Linked DNA regions of Homo sapiens: region 1 is linked to region 2. Evidence: chromatin contacts called from ENCODE Hi-C or POLR2A ChIA-PET data. All regions are on one chromosome and are shown on one strand. Each heading gives the region's core, a stretch centred on a gene start or an enhancer-like site at or near the end of the contact. The rest is flanking DNA. Distances are from core to core; before and after follow the strand shown. Region 1 overlaps LTBP1 (latent transforming growth factor beta binding protein 1). Region 2 overlaps LTBP1 (latent transforming growth factor beta binding protein 1).

Evidence for each region. A loop is a pair of places that touch in the nucleus more often than their neighbours do. ChIA-PET counts read pairs that join two places held with the same protein, here RNA polymerase II (POLR2A). Pooled maps may share reads with other maps.
Region 1: a map of PC-3 shows a loop between it and region 2 (2.4-fold over the local background). The contact joins two enhancer-like sites. A Hi-C loop is called at or near these places in 5 of 168 maps with a recorded cell type or tissue (PC-3, esophagus muscularis mucosa, heart left ventricle and 1 more) and 4 of 50 pooled maps. POLR2A ChIA-PET finds 5 or more read pairs at or near these places in 2 of 52 experiments (AG04450 and OCI-LY7).

The regions. Positions count from the first base shown.
Region 1 is chr2:33,156,467-33,161,441 of GRCh38, forward strand. The region is part of intron 5 of LTBP1 (latent transforming growth factor beta binding protein 1); the gene reads left to right. Among named protein-coding and RNA genes, the nearest start is that of LTBP1, 210 kb to the left of the region's middle. Within about 2 kb of position 2,130, at least 3 of the 41 ENCODE cell types and tissues checked have a DNase peak (open chromatin) inside an H3K27ac peak, as active enhancers do; they include PC-3, where a contact is called at or near this core.
Region 2 is chr2:33,274,125-33,278,785 of GRCh38, forward strand. It overlaps LTBP1 (latent transforming growth factor beta binding protein 1), which reads left to right. Exons shown (of 34, transcript NM_206943.4): 17 at 841-966; 18 at 1,677-1,799. Among named protein-coding and RNA genes, the nearest start is that of MIR4430, 140 kb to the right of the region's middle. Within about 2 kb of position 1,792, at least 11 of the 41 ENCODE cell types and tissues checked have a DNase peak (open chromatin) inside an H3K27ac peak, as active enhancers do; they include PC-3, where a contact is called at or near this core.

The sequences.
Region 1 (4,975 bases), core at 880-3,379, 120 kb before region 2:
TTTGTATTGTACTTGTGCAACTATTTCCTCCTCACCTGTAGAATGGGAAGGATAATACCTGCCTCATAAGATGTTGTGAGGGTTAAATGACAGCATGGTTTGCAAAAAGGCTTTGTGATCTGCAGAATAATGTCCATATATAAGTATTATTATTGTTACTGTTAATTGCTTGCTTACCATACTTCATATATTTGATTACATCAAAATGCAACTATATAACTATACAACTATATATATAACAATTGAACATATTTTAACATATTATAAAATAGAAGACATTGGTATTAACACATGTAACCAGTGTATACTTAATTTCTTGAGTATATTAAACATCAAATATTATAAATTGATAGCATTGCCTAGTACTTCAATATTTTTATGTCATTTAGCTATAATTTCAAGTCTGAGTCAAACCGATTATCTTACTGTATATATATTTAATGAATTTTAAGAGAATTCAAAGAACTTTGATTCCATTTGATTTATTATTTCGGGTTTTCATGAAGAAATTTACAAACTTGACAGGTCTGCAAATGACAGATTTTACACACTTGGCCATTACATTGGTGACTGAAGAGCAGAGGTTTTGTTTGGACTCCAGGCATGCAGGGGAGGCAGACATAATTTTCCCCCTTTCTAGAGTTCTTGGCCTTGGAAATTTAATATCTACTTTAATCTTAAATGTAGAGATGCTGAAAATCGTGTAAGTCAAACATCAAAGGTGTTTAGAACCTAGAGACTTGTTATTGTCTGTGATTATTTTAGATGTTTAGAATTGAAATGTGGCTAATGCACGGATGAGGATTAAGAGCTTTGAAGGCTGTAAGCAGTTAAGGAAGGAAAACCTCATTTCAGTGGCTCATTTACTGTCATTGGCATGTTTCTGAACAGTTGAAAGCTGATTTACCAAAGGATCCTGCGTGCAGGAGGAGTAAGCATTTTGTAGAAATCAGTAGGGAACTGTTTTGAGAAGTGAATGGGAAGCCCTTAGAGCTGAAAGTAGCTTGGAGAGCATCTCATTCATTCTTTTCATTTTATAGATCAGAAAATTGAGACCCAGACAGGGAGGTTATGACTTCAAGGTCATAGTTGGTGGCAACGCTCAGATGCAGACCCAGGCTTCTGACTCCCATTGCATTTCCAAGTGAGATGGTTTTTGCAAGATTTTTATATCCAGAACATTTTAAAATTGGCCATCTATAGGATGATGGTGCTGTACTGGAGATTTCTAATGCAGTTTGCATGTGTACGAGGAGCATCAGAGAGAGATCTTGCCCCAGCTGAAAAGCCAGTATCTTTTTCCCACTGACCTGTGCCCACCCAAATAAGGTGAGGATGAGAATCACTGGGTTACTGGGAAAAGCTGGAATGACCATAGTCAAGAGAAAATATAGGCCACATGCGGTGGTTCATGCCTGTAATCCCAGCACTTTGGGAAGCCAAGGCATGTGGATCATCTGAGGTCAGGAGTTTGAGACCAGCATGGCCAACATGGGGAAACCCTACTAAAAATACAAAAATTAGCCAGCCGTGGTGGCATGTGCCTATAATCCCAGCTACTTGGGAGGCTGAGGCAGGAGAGTTGCTTGAACCTGAGAGGCGGTGATTGCAGCAAGCCAAGATTGTGCCATTGCACTCCAGCCTGGGCAACAAGAGTGAAACTCTTGTCTCAAAAAAAAAACAAAAAAAAAAAAAAAAAGAGAGAGAGAGAGAATATATATGCATAAAACAGAGTATTCCTCAGTCATTTTGTAAACCTTTGTTCAACAAAAGAATGAATACATTGTGTTGTGTAAACTTCAGATAGAGATTGAGAGACTATCAAACCCAAATATCCAGGGATTAAGTAGTTACATAGAAGTAAGTAGTTACATAGAAGAAATATTCTATGTAACTGGGGCACTGACAGGCCCTCCCATCCCAGACACAGAAGGCTACTTACTGCCCACCGGAGCTTCTGCAGGGCCTGATAATGATGGACATCACAGTTCTGTGCCACTTTTTGGAATTAATCTAGAGAAAGAATTGAGACAGGGCATCCCAGATGAAGCCAAATAGGGGTGACTTATAGTTCCCTGGTTAATTCCTGGAGGGGGTCCTGAATAACAGGCTCTTGGATCATGCAAAGGAAGTAGAGTAATAAAGGACCTATGAGATTCATTGACATTGTGGTTGTCGAAGGAGGCACCTTCTAGCCAGAAAATGGAAGATTTCTTTCCAGTGATTCATATGTATTACCCAGAACACTTTGACTTCCTGGAATTTAAAATATAAACTCAAGTCTCTTGGCAATAACTTTTAAACACTGCAGATCACTGGCTTCTCCACTCCTCTCCCTTTTCCCCTAACCCCGATCCTTTAAATAGATAGCAGTATACGTACATGTTAGGTAGCTGTGATGACAAAAAAGTTCAAAATGATGCACAGAGTGTACCTTCTTTCTTTTCTGTGATACTGTTGACACATTCTCAGTCCAGCACAGTATAACCATGCAATAGGAAACACAGTTCTTTGGAGAGCTCAGTTAAGTGAGATGAAAATACCTATCGTGATTCTGTGTCTCATGGCCAGGCAGGATGCAATGACATGGGAATGCAGGGGGCCTAGGGTCTGCCTAATCTCAGCCCTGTATGTGCTTCTGTGAGTGAGGGAACAAAGTACCTGCCTAGCAAGCTGTGGCCTGGGTGGTGACAGCTACATTTTGCTTGCTTCCCTCTCCTAAGTGAGCAGTATACTTGCTGCTGTGGCTCCGCAACTCAAGGGCGTCCTATCACAAATAATGAAAAATATGGGTCCTTTCAGCATACAGATGACTTAGTGGTAATAGTCCCTTCGAACCTTGAGTGCTTGCTTATAAAGTCAAGGCCCAGCCAATCCAGCAGCCACTTCACTGAGCTCTGGAGTTTGAGTTATCAAAAAGCTGTCACCTCTTACACTTCCTGTCTAGCACCTTTTAAAGGTAACATCACTGCCTCCACTTCCAAAAAAGAATTTCTGTTCTCCATCTCTTCTATTTCTTATTCTTTGTGTCCAATTCATTCAACTCTTAAAATAATACTTTCAAATAATATCCAGAAAGTCTGGTGATTGTGCTTCTAACCCCCACCCTCCCCAAACCTAGTGAAGCTGCTTATTTCTCTGCCTCTTGGATCTATGGGTGGTCCCATTTAGGCTTCTTTAGTTTCCTATGTCATCATCTTCAGGATTATTAGAGAAGAATTCCCAGATTAAAAGTATGGAGAAAGATTTGATTCGGAGCTGGAAGGAAAGGAAAAGTAATGTTCACTGAGTACCTTCTGTGTACTCAACTTAGTTTTAGCCATTGTCACATGCTATTTTTCTGCATCCCAAGACCAATGGGTATATTATTTCCATGTACCGATTAGAAAACTGAGGCCTAGCAAATTCATTTTATTTTATTTTATTTATTTTTGAGATGGAGTCTCGCTCTGTTGCCCAGGCTGGAGTGCAGTGGCGCAATCTCTGCTCACTGCCACCTCTGCCTCCCGGGCTCAAGCAATTTTTCTACCTCAGCCGCTCGAGCTGGGATCATAGGCACCCGCCACCACACCTGGCTAATTTCTGTATTTTTGGTAGAGATGGGGTTTCACCGAGTTGGCCAGGCTGGTCTTGAACTCCTGACCTCAAGTGGTCCGCCCACGTCGGCCTCCCAAAGTGCTAGGATAACAGGTATGAGCCACCGCGCCTGGCCTCAAATTTAAATAGAATATTCAATCCAGAGAAAGAATTCAACTTTAAAAATAACGATTATGGACAATTTCCATTTCTGTAGCCACGAAGAGAAAATTTATTAGGGGCTTGAGGAGACTTGCCCCTTTTAATTGTTGGTGGATGAATCGCAAAACTTGAATTTAATGGAATCCAAGTGCCTTGGACTGCTTTTGAGCAGGTCATTCATGTGGTTAGAGCAACGCTGCTTCCAAGGGAATGTTTTGATTGATTGTGTCAGCGTCCTTGGGTGGCCCTTCCAGGAGCTTGAATGCCTGTGTAAGTTTGGTTTCCTCTGGCTAGCTTCTAAGCTCCTGCAGATGAGGTACCACATCTTCTTTCTATTTTGTTCTTCTAATAATGACTAGTGTAATAAATTAATCAGTATGGAAATTCAGCACAGGTAGGTTGACCTACTATAGAAAGAGGCTTTTTCAGCTCTGTTGAGAGTCACTAGATATTATAGACAAGTACTATCAACTAGGTATTTGGGCCTCGTGATTAGTTGCAGTTATTTCTGCCTCATTATTACTGGTCATTGTGGTTCTTAACTCAGGGATAGAAGGTAGATTTTATTTTATGTACCCACTCTATCTGTTGCTGACCAGCACAGTATGCTGAGAATTCGGAGATGACATCTAGGCCCAGCAAGAACTATGATAGGTTAATAATTTTTGTTAGAGGAGAGGAGAGTGCAGCACCTACCCTATAGGTGCTGCTGTCATGGTTGTTGCCAGCAGTCCAGCAGTTATCTCAATGAAGACTGGGTCTTTCTTGCCCCTCTTGACCACTCCAGAAGTTATTGGGACAATGTGTACACTTTGGAGATAGCATGGTAGACTTTGAGTATTGACTCTGCCATTTATTAATAGTGTGCTTTGAGAAGAATACTACATGTCTCAGAATCTCAGTTTTCTTCTGTAACTTGGTGTAAAGCGATGTCATTCACAGGATGGCTATAAAGAGTAGATGACATAATAGCTATAATACCCTGTAAAATAGAAATCCAACAATTGTTAGTATCTTTCCCTTACGTAGAGGTTAAATAGGAAGCTTTTTTTTTTTCCTTTTTTTTTTTTTTTGAGATGGAGTCTTGCCCTGTCTCCCAGGCTGGAGTGCGGTGACATGATTTCAGCTCTGTGCAACCTCCCAACCTCCACCTCCCAGGTTCAAGCAGTTCTCTGCCTCAGCCTCCCAAGTAGCTGGGATTACAGGTGCCCGCCACCACACCCAGCTAATTTTTTTG
Region 2 (4,661 bases), core at 542-3,041:
AGTAAAGAATTACATTCATTTATGTACATAAGACTTGATTTTTTTAAAGGGATTTTAAAATTGAAAATCCATATATGCTGGCCTGAAGGTGTCAGTCAATTTAGAAATTTAGGGATCTCATATATGCTCCTTTTGGAAAAAAAAAAAGTATCTCAGAAAGATATGCAGTAGAGTTAAATAAATCATTTTAATGTGACTCTAAATTTAATTTCTCTTTTTTTTTTTAAGAAAAAGAAAATTCAGCACTAAATTATGAGGCCAATAGGAAGCAACAAAGGAACATATCTAATTAATACTTCTTTAGTATATGTGAATTTTGCTGTTTGGTGTGTGTGTATGGGGGAGAAAGGAGACAGCCACCTGGTCCATAATTTGGCTATTTCCTTGTCATTTGTATACATTATATGTGTCACTTTCAGAACCTAGAATATTAAGTTAGAAAGGCAACAGAGATGACCTAATCCAACTCCATCCACATGCACGGAGGAAGAGTCTCTTTCATGGCATTTCTGACTCCCTACTGACAGCAAATTCCATTGCTTGGATGTCTCTCGTTATCAGGAGAATCCTTCTGTGTTGACCTGAAATCTGCCTCTTTGAAACACCAGTGTCATGGTTTTGTAGTTTTAGCCTTTGAAGTGATACACAGTAGGCTGCTTCTCTCTTCCAGGAACAATCCTTCAAGTACGCGAGGAGAAAGATCGTGTCTCCTTTTGCTGTTGTCCTCAGTTATAAAGGTTGGGTGGTACCCAGGGAATAGTATGATGGTATTTTACAGAACAGGGAAACTAAGTTCTTGCTACACAGAACTAATATTTTTATATGTATTTTTGTTAACAGATATTGATGAGTGTACTCAGGTCCAACACCTCTGCTCCCAGGGCCGCTGTGAAAACACCGAGGGAAGTTTCTTGTGCATTTGCCCAGCAGGATTTATGGCCAGTGAGGAGGGTACTAACTGCATAGGTAATGGCAGCATTCTTCCTGCTTACAAATTCTTAGATCTGAGTTTTTAGATCCCCTAAGACTATCATCAGTTCAGTGCTTATCCAGACAACCCAGAATTTTTTATTAAACAATTATCATGACAGCAGTCTGCTAGATCCCAGGTGATATAAAAATGGATTTTTTTCCCCTAACATTTTTGAAGAAAGAGTGTCATATATGTGCATAGACAAGATACATTAAATGTTACTTTTGGACCACCCTGCATGAATCAAAACTGGATGATTTTGATGTGTGTCAAACAAATCAAAGGGAAAGTAGAAATCAGTTACTGGCCAGGCGCCATGGCCCACACCTGTAATCCCAGCACTTTGGGAGGCCGAGCCTGGCGGATCACCTGAGGTCGGGAGTTTGAGACCAGCCTGACCAACTTGGAGAAACCCTGTCTCTACTAAAAATACAGAATTAGCCAGGCATGGTGGTGCATGCCTGTAATCCCAGCTACTTGGGAGGCTGAGGCAGGAGAATTGCTTAAACCCAGGAGGTGGAGGTTGCAGTGAGCCGAGATCACACCATTGCACTCCAGCCTGGGCAACAAGAGCGAAACTCCATCTCAAAAAAAAAAAGAAATCAGTTACTTCGTTATTATATTTGAGCTAAGCTGGGAGATGGGAGAGGTTTGAAACAGTATTTGGAACACAAAACTCAACAATGCTATCTGCTCTTCGTAGATGTTGACGAATGCCTGAGGCCGGACGTCTGTGGGGAGGGGCACTGTGTCAATACTGTGGGGGCCTTCCGGTGTGAATACTGTGACAGCGGGTACCGCATGACTCAGAGAGGCCGTTGTGAGGGTGAGTCAGCTGAGAGTGTTCAGCACACATGACGGTGATGTGCAGGGTTGGTAGGCACCTTGCCTGGTTCTTGTTTCCTTCCCACACTCAGTGCGTGACACCAGTTTATCCAAGCTCTTTCTGCTTCCTAGATTCACAGGCTCTTTGCCTCTTCCTTTCACTGGCTCTTTTGGGATTATTTTCCATCTTCATGCTCTCATTATTTTTCACCTCAATATCTGCCTCTCTGGTATTTGGAATGAAATCACCATAGAATGATTAATTGCATCATATTTAGTAGAAACACAGACTTAATTACAGAGTCCGGACCATTCATCTGGGAACATGCTGCAGGTGTAACCAGTGTTGATTTTTTGTTTTTGACCTTTTCACCTACTTACATTCCTTTGTCTCCAATGCTTTCTTTTACATGTGTTCTGGTACTTTCTCACAGACTCCCCAAGAAGCATGGTCTGACAAACTTTGGTCAGATTCCAACTGTGCTTAATAAAATTTCCTCATTATTGACCACAGCAATGAGCTTTCTCTCATTATAAAAATGTTATAAAAAGTATTTATAGCATGGTCACAATTATTATCCTTTTCATATTTCTTTTCACGTTTGTGTCCAAGTTGCTCTGGTTCTTTTTGAAACCAATGTAGTGAGGCCAGGCACGGTGGCTCACGCCTGCAATCCCAGTGCTTTGGGAGGTTGAAGCGGGTGGATCACTTGAGGCCAGGAGTTTGAGACCAGCCTGGCCAACATGCTGAAACTCCCTCTCTCCTAAAAATACAAAAATTAGCTGGATGTGGTGGCACACGCCTGTAATCCCAGCTACCTGGGAGGCTGAGAAACAAGAATCACTTGAACCTGGGAGGCAGAGGTTGCAGTGAGCTGAGATCATGCCACTGCATTCCAGCCCAGGTGACAGAGAAAAACCTTGTCTCCAAAAAACAAAGCAAAACAAAACAAAACACTATGGCACTTTTTTTGCAATTATTTTCATGAAGAAATACACTGACCTTCTGCTAAAAACCTGTCATGGAAATATGAGGGTGAAGGAACACGGGATCTGTGAGGGCACGGGAGCATGGTGCTGGTTCCTTGGGGTTCCCTGCCTGGCTGTCAGCAGAGCCTAATAGATCTGGGCTCTGTTAGGTGGGGCAGGATGGACTAGGTTGGCACAGCCAGCCCTCAGCTGTCCCCTGGCTTCTGCCTGTTGGTTTTCTTCACTGCTCTAATGACCCAGGCCTGGAGGGAGAGCTAATTAGACATTTTTTGGCAGCCTACACTTGCCCCTCCTGCTGGTGTCTTGCCTCTGCCCCTTGGGTTCTAATCTAGAGAGAAGTGGGAGTGTTTTATGTTGCTGGATCTCTGATCAGCATGGAGTTTTGTACCCTCCCCGAGGGCCACGAGGCTACAGAACAAGCACAGGTGTAAAGTGTCTCCACGCTGCTCTTCCAGGGAACTCTCCTCTGCTGAAGAGATGCAGCGTGGGAGCAGCTCACCACGCCCACAGTAACTGCCTGACCTGTAGCCACTGACTTTGCCCCTTTGAAACGTAGTACATCATCTGTAAAATAGGAACCATGAAGTTAACTTTCCAGGTTTTCATGAAAATAACTTCATGTTGCCATAACTTGTATGATGCCTGTCACTTTGTTAGTTTTCAAGAAGTTATAGTTTCTTTAAATCTCCCCCCATCCCTGACTCCTTTTGTGTTTGTATAGATCTCAAGCACCTCTGTAGTTGCGGGGAGTGCTTTAAAAAAATGGGGTGTTTATTTGACAAGCATTTATGTGCAGAGCAGTATCCCCCAACCCCCAACAAAGAAGTCAAATACTGATTTTTTTTTCCCTTTCTTTCTTTCTTTCTTTCTTTCTTTCTTTCTTTCTCTCTCTCTTTCTTTTTTTCTTTCTTTCTTTCTTTTTTTTTTTTTTTTTTTAAAGACAGTCTTGCTCTGTCGCCCAGGCTGGAGTGCAGTGGTGCGATCTCAGCTCACTGCAAGCTCCGCCTCCCGGGTTCACATCATTCTCCTGCCTCAGCCTCCTGAGTAGCTGGGACTACAGGTGACCGCCACCATGCCCGGCTAATTTTTTTTTCTATTTTTAGTAGAGACAGGGTGTCACCGTGTTAGCCAGGATGGTCTCGATCTCCTGACCTCGTGATCTGCCAGCCTCAGCCTCCCAAAGTGCTGGGATTACAGGTGTGAGCTACTGCACCCGGCCCAAATACTGATTCTTAAGTTCTACACACGGGTCAAGAATGGAAAGATAAGATACTTAAGTAATAGGATGGAAAGGAATAGAAAATAAATTGGAAAATTATGTACTTAAATTGGAAGCTTGTAGGAGAATATTCGGTGATATTCAATATATGAAAATTATTTGGGAGAAAGATGACTAGCGTTCCCTCAGTAAATAATATATAATTCTATCCCCATGAAAAGTCTTGAAAAGAAGAAGGAGCCAAGAAACGCGGCTGTTTTCAAATTTCATCATGGACTAGAACCAAACGTCCCCGGGCTTCTGGCACACAGAAGATTTTCTCAGCTGTCACTAACGAAGTTGCTTTCAAATAGCACCAGTCTCCAAGGAGTCTATTGTAGTTTACAGACATTATCTCATGCATCCTTACTTTATTCTGTTAAGGTATTATAAGGCAGGTAGTTCCTAATTTATAGAAGAGGGGAAAAGCCGAGGTGAGAGCAGGTAGAAATTCAGGGACATTATCTTGTATTGCTCAACATTGCACCCTATTTATTGGGCTAGCCTGTCTCGATGGCATTCTCTGATTTAGCAGTTGTAGTTCTATTTTTTTGAAATATCCCATCCAGAGGAGAATGTAATGCTATTTGGAAAATGAAACTGGCAAGCACCATC